Regions from separate parts of the Homo sapiens genome. Here region 1 is linked to region 2. Evidence: read pairs that join two places in POLR2A ChIA-PET (ENCODE). Cell type or tissue: PC-3. All regions are shown on one strand. Links, peaks and the distances in the headings refer to the core of each region. The heading gives the core; the rest is flanking DNA.

What was found. ChIA-PET counts read pairs that join two places held together with the same protein. Peaks named below come from ENCODE experiments on the same cell type or tissue, not always from the same donor. Only the 100,000 strongest peaks of a DNase experiment are listed, where the experiment ranks them.
Region 1: POLR2A ChIA-PET joins it to region 2 with 5 read pairs; 2 of 35 experiments call an interaction of 5 or more read pairs at or near these places.

Annotation. Positions count from the first base shown.
Region 1 is chr1:205,196,640-205,201,639 of GRCh38, forward strand. All of the region lies in intron 1 of DSTYK (dual serine/threonine and tyrosine protein kinase), which reads right to left. Among named protein-coding and RNA genes, the nearest start is that of DSTYK, 13 kb to the right of the region's middle. In PC-3, for the core only: no CTCF peak of the experiment used is centred there; no DNase peak of the experiment used is centred there.
Region 2 is chr1:205,538,959-205,546,975 of GRCh38, forward strand. No RefSeq gene overlaps it. Among named protein-coding and RNA genes, the nearest start is that of SLC60A1, 26 kb to the right of the region's middle. RefSeq lists silencers at 4,443-4,492, 4,593-4,722 and an enhancer at 4,583-4,877. In PC-3, for the core only: a CTCF peak has its summit at 5,226 (motif pointing left); DNase peaks (open chromatin) are centred at 4,633 and 5,213; H3K4me3 peaks cover 1,337 bases; H3K27ac peaks cover 2,722 bases.

The DNA of each region.
Region 1 (5,000 bases), core at 1-5,000, 340 kb before region 2:
TTTTTTGAGAAACAGGGTATCAGTGAAATACAAGAACACCTCTCCACAAACTAATCAATTGCAAAGGAAAAAAATGGTGAATTCACAAACTAATCAACTGCAAAGCAAAAAATGGTGAATTTTTTTTTTTTTTTTTTTTTTTGAGATGGAGTTTCGTTCTTGTTGCCCAAGCTGGAGTACAATGGCATGATCTCAGCTCACTGCAGCCTTCCGGGTTCGAGCAATTCTCCTGCCTCAGCCTCCCAAGTAGCAGGGATTACAAGCATGCACCACCATGCCTGGCTAATTTTTTTTTTTGTATTTTTAGTAGAGATGGGGTTTCACCATAGTGGCCAGGCTGGTCTTGAACTCCTGATTTCAGGTGATCCACCCGCCATGGCCTCCCAAAGTGCTGGGATTACAGGCATGAGCCACTGCGCCTGGCCCTAAAACTGGTGAATTTAAGGTGGAGAAAACATCTCCAGGGATGGGTTAACGTCATATACCCTGTGATGAAAGGAAAAAAAAAAAAAGGAGACATTGTTGGGACAGTTGGCAAAACCTGAACAGGGTCTGTGGACTGGATGGTAGTACTGAACCCATGTTAATTTCTTGATTTGGCGAGCTGTATGGTGATCATAGAAGCACATCCTTGTTTGGGAGGAATGCATACTGGAGTGTTTAGAGGAGATGAGAAAACCTAACTGCACTCAGCTCTCAAAAGGTTCAGAAAAAGGCTACATCTAATATAGATCAGGAAGGAGAGAGACTGGGTGATGGAACAAATCCATGAAAATGTTAACAACTAGAAAATTTGCATGAAGCAGGTATTGGAACTCTTTTATTGTTCTCGCAACACTTACGTATGTTTGAAATTATTTCAAAATAATTTTTTTAGGATCCAAATATATACCTAGCAAAGCGTATCCAGCTCTTGATCTCAGAGGAAAGAGATCAAGAGATAGGATTTTACTTGACAAGAAAAACCAGCCGGAAAAAAAAAAAATACATCAAATACAGCAATAACAGGATTTGAACAACAACAGTTTCTTCACTGTCTCCACTTTTGCCCTGCACATTACCTTCCATCCCATCAATCTTCCTGTGATGTTTACTATTGCTTGTTCAGAGTCTGGGGAGTTCAAGGCACTGATCTAAGCAAGTAGTTTAGGATCAGACTTAGAATCCAAATCCACAAGTCTAAGCAGTATAGACCAACATGATGCTCCAGTATAGAACAGTCTGATGAAAGTTACCTGTAACCATCAGGTTCATTAAATAAGAAACCACGAAGGCCGGGCGTGATGGCTCATGCCTGTAATCCCAGCACTTTGGGAGGCTGAGGCGGGCGGATCACCTGAGGTCGGGAGTTTGAGACCAGCCTGACCATCATGGAGAAACCCCGTCTCTATTAAAAATACAGAATTAGCTGGGCGTGGTGGCACATGCCTGTAATCCCAGCTACTCGGTAGGCTGAGGCAGAAGAATCGCTTGAACCCGGGAGGTGGAGGCTGCGGTGAGCCAAGATCACGCCATTGTACTCCAGCCTGGGCAACAAGAGTGAAACTCCGTCTCAAAAAAAAAAGAAAGAAAGAAAGAAAGAAACCAACAGAGGAAGCTTGACTTTGATTTTGCACTGCCTGTAGTGGCCCCTTATGTTTATTAGTGGTAGAGACTATATTGCCATTATACACTAACTACTTTTATCCTATACCAACAAACCACTTTTCCAAGTTAAAGCAGCAAAACTTTTCCAATTCTCTCCATGGGACAGAACCAGAAGAGCATGTCAGTTGTTCAATCAGGAGAAAGTGAAAGAGGTTTCCTCAGTGGGGTTCTTATATACTAAAAAATAAGAATGACTTTTCTTTACTAGCTATATTCCCCCACATTCCTCCTTGCACCTAGATATCGCCATAATATTAAACGCTAAGGCTAGAGTATATCATATGGAATATTCCTAAAACGTAAACTCCATACTGGTTCATTCTCACTGTCCCTCTCATTTGAATAGAAAGAGCTTTTATTTAAAATAGTCTTGTAACCTAGCTGCATTTGTGATAGGGCCTTAGTCTTTGCTCTGGCAAGTTTGACTTGATTTAAAAAAAACAAAAACAAAAAAACCCTGGGAAATTCTCTCCCCATTAAATAGACTAGAAAATATTAAAAAAAAGATCTAAACTGAAATTTGTCTGGCATAAATAAGGCACTAAAGCTTTTTTTTTTTTTTTTGAGATGGAGCCTCGCTCTGTCGCCAGGCTGGAGTGTGGTGGCGCGATCTCGACTCACTTCAATCTCTGCCTCCCAGGTTCAGGCGATTCTTCTGCCTCAGCCTCCCAGGCACTAAAGCTCTTAATCTGATGAAACTAAAGTTAGACACTTTGAGGATGAAAGTACTTTTTTAAAATAAGTGGAATTTTTTTAAAAAATCAAAGGCTTTTATAAATATATAACCTAGACATAATTATTTGGGACAATTCTGATGTATCATTAGTTAGACAAGTGAAAAGCAAAACAATCCTCAAGTCCTACTCCCATCATCCTGCCCAGAGCACACCACCTCAGGGAATGGAAGCATGTTATAATAAAGCCCAACTCCAAAGAAAGCGGTGGTCAAAAGGTTCCCACAGCCACGTGGCACACAGCTGGGGAATATATCCAAACTGCTCACACTGCCTAGAGAAGAAAATAGAAAAACACACTGCCTGTGATGGGCACTTCAACCAGAACCCACAGGGGATACTGATGAGTCTCCATGCTCTGACCAACTTTCCCTCCAAGAGTTTTGGTTTGGACTTTGGAGGAACATTACGCATAAGGGAACTTTCTCAGAGAGTCTCATTTATAGCTCAAAGCAAGGAGACACACATCTTAAGCATTTCTACATCTGTTCTCCTCTGGTCATGTAAGTGTCAAGTTCCAGGTTCCATAGGATCACCAAACTCCCTGTGTGACAAAGAACTGAATCAACCTCCAAGCCTGGGAATGGCCTATACTGAGACTGGACATCCTCCCACGGCACTCCAGTCAGAGCTCTGTGAGGTAAAATAGAAAAACTGCACCCCCACGTGGACTCGCCCTCTGTAGTCTTGTTATGAATGACACTACTCAGATTCCCTGCACCATGTAGGAAGCAAACCCCGTCATCCCTAGAGGCTATTTTCCTGTAAGAAGGAGCAAATTAACCTTAGGTTTTACAACCATAACCAAAAAAACCACATCCACCCATAGCTCGTAGTTTTCCTACCGGCTTCTCTGTAACTTCTAAGAAAGACAGAAATGAAAGAAGCTCTAATAGTAATCTTCATAAATGCATTCTGCATTTGAACCACAAAAACGAGATGATATAATTTTTCCATCAAAGAGAAAATAGGCTGATTTTCCTCTACTGTCAGAAAGTGGGCAGAACATTTCAACTCTTATTCTTTTTTTTAATGAGACAGAGTCTCGCTCTGTCACCTTGGCTGGAGTGCAGTGGTGCAATCTCGGCTGGTTGCAAACTTCGCCTCCTGGGTTCAAGAGATCCTCCTGCCTCACCCTCCCAAGTAGCTGGGATTACAGGCGCCTACCACCGCGACCAGATGATTTTTTGTATTTTTAGTAGGGACAAGGTTTCACCATGTTGGCCAGGCTAGTCTTGAACTACTAACCTCAGGTGATCCACCTACCTTGGCCTCCCAAAGTGCTGGGATTATAGGCATGAGCTACCACACCCAGCCAATTTTTTGTATTTTTAATCGAGATGGGGTTTCGCCATGTTGGCCAGGTTGGTCTTGAACTCCTCACCGCAGGTGATCTGCCCACTTCGGCCTCCCAAAGTGCTGGGATTACAGGTGTGAGCCACTGCGTCCGGCCTCAACTCCTATCCTTATCAATGCCATTTAATCTTACAATTTTCCATATGCCCTACACTCCTACCCACTCAAAGACAACTAATGATTAAGTAGGTAACCAATTTGTAGAAAATCCTCTGGGAGAGACATGATGAAACACTAATCCTTTTTTCCTTCATAACATCAATTTGGAATTAATAATCTCAGTTAGTTGGACAGAGTGGTTCACCAATGCGTGTCCTGTGCCTAGTACAGAGTCAGGCATTAAATAAAGGTTTGCTGAGTGAATGAATATTAAGAATTTACTTCCCATATCATGGTGAAGCTCAGGTCTACTGGTATTGCATGCAAGTCATTCTTTGGAACATGAAAATAATTCTTTGGGATACTGGCACAGAATGCAACTGCACCTACTACTTGATAGCACAACAGGGTGACTATAGTCAATAATAATTTAATTTTTTTTTTTTTGAGACAGAGTTTCACTCTTGTTGCCCAGGCTGGAGTGCAATGGTGCAATCTTGGCTCACTGCAACCTCCGCCTCCCAGGTTCAAGCTGTTCTCCTGCCTCAGCCTCCTGAGTAGCTGGGATTACAGGCACGTGCCACCATACCCGGCTAGTTTTGTATTTTCAGTAGAGATGGGGTTTCGCTATGTTGGTCAGGCTGCTCTCGAACTCCTGACCTCATGTTATCCACCCGCCTTGGCCTCCCAAAGTGCTGGGATTACAGGCATGAGCCACCATGATGGCCCAGTTGTATATTTTTAAATAACTTAAGGAAAGTAATTAGATTGTTTGTAACTTAAAGGATAAATGTTTAAGGGGATGGCTACCCCATTCTCCATGATGTGTTTATTTCACATTGCATGCCTGTATCAAAACATCTCAGGTATCCCATAAATATATAAACCTACTATGTACACACAAAATTAAAAACAAAATTTTTTTAATGCAAAAAAAAAAAAAAAAAAAGAATGCAACTGCAGCCTAACTAGTCACCTATGAAATGCATATCATTGTTCTTTTTTAGGGGCCCAGAGAGTAAAATGTGTGTGAATTTACAAAAATCCTTATGTTCTATGGGGCCAAAAAAAACGCCCTTCCAAGGAAGGAATTAAATTGCATTTAATTTCAAAACATCATTCCAATATCCACCAGCTGTGGAAATAATTTAACAGATATTTATT
Region 2 (8,017 bases), core at 1,545-6,544:
GCTGGAGTGCAGTGGCATGATCTTGGCTCACTACAACCTCTGCCTTCTGGGTTCAAGCGATTCTCATGCTTCAGCCTCCCAAGTAGCTGGGATTACAGGCATGTGCCACCATGCCCAGTTAATTTTTGTATTTTTAGTGGAGATGGGGTTTCGCCCTGTTGACCAGATTGGTCTTGAACTCCTGGCCTCAAGTGATCCACCTGCCTCGGCCTCCCAAAGTGCTGGGATTACAGTCATGAGCCACCATGCCCAGCCCACAATCTGAGATTCTTAAAGCTCGAGTTGATGAGAGTAGGAGGGCCACCTCAGGGAACAGGAGATGGGGCCAGAGGTTAGGGCTCAGTACTGTTTCCTGCCTTGGGCAGATGCCTTGAGTGGGTACCTTCAGCCACCTGTGATTCCACACCTCCAGCCAGTGTTCCACTTGGTAATGGAATTTACTGCCTGGCTTCTCTGTAGAAGATGAGTGGGGGTGGGGCGAGGTTGAGATTTATAAGCAATAGAGGCAGTGCTGTGCCAGGCTGCCTCAGCCTAAGTCCTGGCACCACCACATCCTAGTTGTATGAACTTAGCCACATCGCATGGCTTCTCTCTGCCTCAGTTTCCCCACCTACAAAATGGGGTGATCATAGGATGAGTGTGGATTAAATGAATTAGTACATGAAAAGCACGCAGAGCCCAGGCACGGTGGCTCACACCTGTAATCCCAGCACTTTGGGAGGCCGAGGCGAGCAGATCACAAGGTCAGGAATTCGAGACCAGCCTGGCCAACCAACATAGAGAAACCCCGTCTCTACTAAAAATACAAAAATTAGCCAGGCATGGTGATGCACACCTGTAATCCCAGCTACCCAGGAGGCTGAGGCAGGAGAATCGCTTGAACTGGGAGGCGGAGGTTGTGGTGAGCCAAGATTGCGCCACGGCACCCCAGCTTAGGCAACAGAGCAAGACTCCGTCTCAAAAAAAAAAAAGAAGAAGAAGAAGAAGGAGGAGAAGGAGGAGGAGGAGGAGGAAGAGGAAGAGGAAGAGGAAGAATAAGAAGAAGAAGAGCACGCAGAATTTACTGGTCATGTAGAAAGCATTACACAGTGTAAGCTGTTGTTATGTCATCTTTCCCTGAGGGTAGAAGCAGGCATCACCCACCTTCTCTGTTTCACTGTGAGGGCTGTGACCAGGAGGCAAAGGCTTCTTACTAAAAGGAGGAATGGTTCCGTGGGGCACACAAGTGAATAAAACCCTTTCTGTCTATGGAGAACTACCTGTCCTCCCAAAATGCCATTAGAGTTTGGGAATTCTGGTGTCCCTTACTCTAACAGATACCGATGTTAGGCAAAAGGCTATGAACTTAACAAACATTACCTAAATTTTAAAACTTTTTAAAAGTTAAGAGACAAATCTTTTGGGGGCCAGGCACGGTGGCTCACGCCTGTAATCCCAGCACTTTGAGAGGCCGAGGCAGGTGGATCACCTGAGGTCAGGAGTTCAAGACCAGTCTGGCCAACATGGTAAAATCCCGTTTCTATTAAAAATACAAAAATTAGCCGGGCATGGTGGCATGCACCTGTAATCCCAGCTACTCAGGAGGCTGAGGCACAAGAATTGCTTGAACCCGGGAAGCGGAGGTTGCAGTGAGCTGAGATGGTGCCACTGCCCTCTAGCCTGGGCAACAGAGTGAGAGTGTCTCAAAAAACAAAGAAAAAAAAACTCCCTGGGTCCAGGTCCGGTACTCACACCTGTAATCCCAGTGCTTCAGGAGGCTAAAGCGGGAGGATTACTTGAGGCAAGGAGTTCGAGACCAGGCTGGGCAATATAGCAAGACCTTGTTTCTACAAATATTTAAAAAGTAGCCAGGCATGGGGGTGCATGCCTGTAGTCCCAGCTACTCTGGAAGCTGAGGCAGGAAGAGCGCTTGAGCCTAGGAGTTTGGGCTGCAGTTAGCTCTAATTGCACCACTGCACTGGAGCCTGGGCGACAGGGCAAGACCTTGTCTCAAAAAAAAAAAAAAAAGTCTCCTTGGCTTAGACCACTCTGTGAAACACTAGAGATTCAGAAATAAATAAACAGTGTTCTATCCTCAAGGAATTCACAGCCTGGTAAAGGAGAGAGATATCGGTTGCAGAAATGTGGTAGGGATTATCCCAGAGATTGTAAACAGCTGCCCAGATGACTTGCTCCTTCCACCTCCCTCCACTCCCCTTCCTCAGCCCCTGCAGTACCTACCTGGTTTGCAAGCCTTGTAAACTGAGTTGGGCCTCACTGCTAGGCTCATAGCTGTGAATGAAAATATGAGTGAATACAAACATGAAATGTCTGCTACATTAGGAACTTGCTGGAACCCACTCTTGCCTGGCCAGCTCTCTCCCTTCCCTTCCATGCAGCAGCAGGCACCTCGGGCTACCCCTGCTGCCTTGAGCTTAGACTTTAGACTCGAGTCCCCATTTACAGTCACGGGGTACAGCCAATCTTGTTTCTAAGGTGTTTCCAAACTCTACTCCCCAACCTCCACTCCTAGGTGTTCCTGGGCTGCAGAGGGCCTCCAGAGAGGCTTCAGGACATTCCACTGACTGTCCCACTGTCACCACTAAGGGTTGAGCCTCCTCGCTAGCAAGGTGCCTAAGCCCCTTGTACCCTGGCTCCGACTTCTTTGCATACTCTGCAATCTTGCTACTAGACCAAGGACCCATTTTCCCCAAGGGCACCTCCTACCTTAAGCCCTTGTGCCTGAGTCTGTCCACGTTCCCTCTGTTTGGACTTCCTTCCTTCCTTCCAGCTCCCTGCAGCACCAGTTCCAGTTCAGTCACTGTGCCTTGGGCAAACTCCCTCACCTGGCTGAGACCTTGGTGCTTTTGTCCCTACAATGAAGGTGGGTCCTGGATGCCCTCAGAGTCTCATTCTTGCTCCTGGATGTTACATAAACCTGTCTGCTGTCACTTTCGTGTTTTATAATCCCCCCTCTTCTTCTTTCAAACATGCCTCAAACTCCCTTCCTCCAGGAAGCCTTCCTTAATCAGCCCCGTGAATGCTCCCATATGTGCTCAGTTCTGGTGGTAGCAAGTGGGCCTATGCCAGTGCTGGTGCCAAGGGGTCCACAGGGGCCTTAGCTCCCTCATAACCTCCATTGCCTGAAAGGCCACCCAAATACCTATAACCTAAGTGAAAAACAGAGCTTAGCATAGAAACAGTGACCACTTCTCAGTAAATCCCCCAAGCATTCTCCCAATCCCCAACCAGACCTACCCCAAGCCAGACAGTCTAGAAATTCTAGTTGTCTATAGTCTACACTTTTTATTTTTTTGGAGACGGAGTCTCGCTCTGTCACCCAGGCTGGAGTGCGGTGGCGTTATCTTGGCTCACTGCAACCTGCACCTCCTGGATTGAAGCAATTCTTCTGCCTCAGCCTCCCAAGTAGCTGGGACTTACAGGCACATGCCACCATGCTCGGCTAATTTTTTGTATTTTAGTAGAGACGGGCTTTCATCATGTTGCCCAGGCTGGTCTTGAACTCCTTAGCTCAGGCAATCCGCCCACCTTGGCATGCTGCTCTCAGCGCACACAATGGGCATGGGAGAACAATGACGAGGAGAAAAACATCCCGCCCGCGCGTCCATGGGCTCACATCCTCCTTTCCCAAAGTGAAAGGATTACAGGCATGAGCCACCGCACCCAGCTTAGTCTACACTCTTGTATCTAGGTTTTCAGTGTCTAAGTCTCTTTCTTGGGTTTAAGTTGTAAGCTGCCTGGGATGAAAAGCGCCATGCCTTCTAATTCCTGGCTGTGACCTCCCCCAGTGGCTTTGTCAGAGGAATGACACCACCTGGTGACCAAGTATTTTTTTAAATAATTATTTGGGTTTTTGTTTGTTTGTTTTTATTTATTTTTTGAGATGGAGTTTCACTCTTGTTGCCTAGGCTGGAATGCAATGGCACAATCTCGGCTCACTGTAACCTCCGCCTCCCAGGTTCAAGCAATTCTCCTGCCTCAGCCTCCCAAGTAGCTGGGATTACAGGTGCATGTCACCATGCCTGACTAATTTTGCATTTTTAGTAGAAACGGGGTTTCACCATGTTGGTCAGCCTGGTCTCGAACTCCTGACCTCAAGTAATCCACCTGCCTCAACCTCCCAAAATGCTGGGATTACAGGCGTGAGCCACCGCGCCTGGCTAATGTTTTTAATAATTATGAAAATGCTTTCACGCCCAGTAGCCCTTGTTGCCTCACCTTCTGTGAGGGAAACAGAGCATGCACGATTTCCCCATTTCAGTGGATGGGGAAACTGAGGCTTTGGGATTTTGAACTCCTTGCACATGGGAGGTTAAGTGGCAACACTTGGCCTCCTACCAGGCACACCCCTGCCCCAACGCTGTGCACCGTAGGTCAGTAACTCTGAACTGTTTTGTTTGCCAGCTCAGGTTTTAATCCGTTTCAGCATCGGGCCGTGAGCAGTGGCCGCGGGGCTAGCAGGAGAGCCAGAATAAGCAGATTTGGCTTCTAATCTGACTCACCCAACTGGTTCAGAATGCAGCCAAACCGGGGAAATTTGGGTGAGCTCCTCCTCTTCCCCTCCCTCACTTGCTCTCGCAGTTGTCCTCTAGCACCTCTCTCTATCCCTCCCTCCCCGTCCCCCCGCCCCACTCCCCCAGCTCTGGGAGCGCATGCGGGGGCGGGGTCCTAGGAGGATGTGAGCCCATGGACACGCGGGCGGGATGTTTTTCTCCTCGTCATTGTTCTCCCATGCCCATTGTGTGCGCTGAGAGCAGCACGTCACCAAGTCGCCTGGCAGGCTCTCAGCAGAGCTGGGGAATGTTTCCGGAGTGGACTAATCCATTATGAATGGCCGAAACTTTTTAAAAGCTCTGGCGTTTCTTTGCATGGCCAGACTGGGAGAGCCAAAGAGAAGGAAGGATTTGGAAACTCCTGGCTTTGAGGCTACAGGTCCCAGGGACCTTGGCAGACCCGTGGTTTGCCAAGAGGGCCTTTCAGACTGGGCCTGCCACCCAGTGAGGGATCTAGGAATGTCACGTGGAGGGGAAATGGCAGGTGGGGCCGTGGATGGAGGGCTCAGCTGGAGGTGTGGAAGGAGTCAAAATTGTATTATTTTTTGTTTACAACACCTGACCCCAACTTGGGACTTGGGATGGCTCACACCTGAGTATGGGAAAGGACCTAGTCACCTTTGAAAGCTTCACTGAGCTCCCCCCAGAGGAAATGGAAAGTCAGAATTGTTTTGAAGTGGGTCAGTGTTTGCCAGTGGGTGAGTAATGCTCAGTGCTCCCAGCTCTTTCCTCCCAGAGAAAGCATTCCTCTATGCATCCCTCTCTTTACCACTAGGCTGGGGGTGCCATCTCTCCGAGGTGCCCAGTGCTTTGCGTACATTTCTTCATTGTTTGATTGGTCTTGTGAGAATCAACTCACAGCAAGACCAATAAGCTTGTGTAGTAACCTATTTCTTTAGATGAGGAAACTGAGTTTCACAGAGACTGAGATTGCTCCAGACCACGCAGCTACTTTGTGGCAGAGCTGGGACTGGAACCCAGGTCTGTGACACTCCAAAGTCCATGTTCTGCGACAGAATTTCTCAAGCATTCAGGTGCATAAGTGATGGCTGGGGTGCCAGCCGAGAGTGCAGATTTCTGGGCGCTGTCCCCTCTTCCTCATCCTAATTCAACAAATCAGAGTTGGGGGCAGGAATCTGCATTTTTGACAAATAACAGGTGATTCGGAAGCGGTTGGGGCAAGGTTGAGAAACACTGACTTGGGGCTCTGTTGTTGTTGTTATTGCTTGAGACAGAGTCTTGCTCTGTCGCCCAGGCTGGAGTGCAGTGGCACGATCTTGGCCCATTGCAACCTCCACCTCCCAGGTTCAAGCAGTTCTCCTGCCCCAGCCTCCCAGTTAGCTGGGATTACAGACGTGTGCTACCACGCCTGGCTAATTTTTTTTTATTCTCCAATTTAAAACTTTTAATTAAAAAGTAAACTTCAATGTCAAAAATGCAAACTTGGGGAGGGCAGAAGTATCACCCACAAGGCTGTCACTTCACACTTGGAGGGTTGCACAGCGGCCAGGCAGAGGCACTCCTCACATCCCAGATGGTGGGCGGCGGCCGGGCAGAGGTGCTCCTCACTTCCCAGACAGGGTGGCGGCCAGAAAGAGGCACTCCTCACTTCCCAGACAGGGCGGCGGCCAGAGAGAGGTGCTCCTCACTTGACACGTGGCTAATTTTTGTATTTTTAGTAGGGATGGGGTTTCACCATGTTGAGCAGGCTGGTCTTGAACTCCTGACCTCAGGTGATCCCGCTGCCTCAGCTTCCAAAGTGCTAAGATTACAGGCGTGAGCCACCACGCCCACCCAGGGCTCTGTTTTATGACGTCAGCCAAAAGAGCAGCAACCTGGTCTGAAAACAGGCGCAGGCTAGGGCCCTGCTGAGCCCTCAAGGGGCGGCCCTCTCCCCTCACTCCGCCTTCACCTATAGAGTGAAACCCAAGAGAAGTAGCCCCATCTCTCAGAAGGCAAAGGACCCATCTTCTGCCTAGAAAATCTCCCATTGCACTTTATAACATTTTCAACCCCCAGAGAGAAACCTGAACCACACCGGAACATTTAGTCATCCCTCAGAGGTTTATGGGCCCCTTGCCATGAGTAGGGGTTGGGACAGATACCACTCAGATGGGTGTAAAGCAGGTTTCTCAGAGATGGGTGCATCAGGACCCTCCTGCTTCAGAATTATCTGAGGGTCTGCTAAGAATGCAGAGTCCTGGGCCCTACCCCAGACCTCCAAAGTCAGAATCCCTGGAGGATGAACTCTGGGAATCTGCATTTTAAATACTCTCCTCAAGCAATTCTGTAGCAAGTAGACGTTTGAGAAGTGGTTTCCTGAGAGTCTGGGAAGGAAAGAAACTGGAAACGCTGTAGCTTTGGGTCCTGCGGGTTAAAGACCACAGTAAGACACCCAAACTACATTTGTCAGCCGGGAATCCCTGGAGTGCAGCTGTGGATTTGTGAAAGGAGAGCTGCACATGGCACGTGGAGGTCTGGGTTTGAATCCTGGCTTGGCTACTCTGTGATTCTGGACCAGTGACTTAATCTCACGGAGCTCAATTCCTCACATGCCAAATGGGATACTCTAGTCCACCTCCCAGCATCACCATGAGGACCTAGTGAGCATGCCGCAGCTCCGAATGAACAGCGCGGGCTTGTGCTGCCAGGAGCTCATTCTGCATGATGTGGCTCTAGGCAATGCCATCAATGGGCTCCTAGTAGCCTCAAGCTGGAGCAGACCCACTTCACTCTGCTGGGGAGCCAAGGGCTGGGGTGGGGTGGCTGGTTAGAGTTCAAAATCAGACTCTGGACCCATGGGGTGGCCCAGGGTACCCAAAGAGGGTCAGGGGTCAAGCTGTGCCTCACAAGACCCTGAAAAGGAAAGTGTAACCCTAGCAGGATAGCCTCGTGGTTAAGGGCATAGGCTCTAGAGCCAGAGGGCTCAAATCCTGGCTAGTGTACTTGCTAGCTGAGCGACCTTGGGCCACTTACTTCACCTCTCTGTGCCTCAGTTTTCTTATGTGTAATATGGAGATATAAAAAACATACCCACTTCCCTGACACAGGGGAAAAGTCCTCAAAATATGTCACACAATATTAGCCATTATTGACTATTAATGGAAGGATTTTATGCATGGGGAGTCTTTTAATAGTTGACTTCATAGTTGTCTGTGTCTGTGCAGGGCTGTGTGCCCTCCACATCCAAGTTTCTCCCTGGCTGCCCTAATCTGGAGATAATGCTGAAAATGGAGCCAGATGTCCAAGACTTCCAGCTGGGATTTATCCTCTTGGTAAATCTGCTAGGGTATAAGGATAAGGATGAAAGCAACGACAGCCAGATTAGGAAGTATCTCTATTAGTATCTCTTAAACCAAGGCTGCTTAAGAGAAAGCATAGATGGACATAAAAGGAATTTGACACCTGCTCTTCTCTCTTTTTTTTTTTTTTTTGAGGCAGAGCCTCACTCTGTTGCCCAGGCT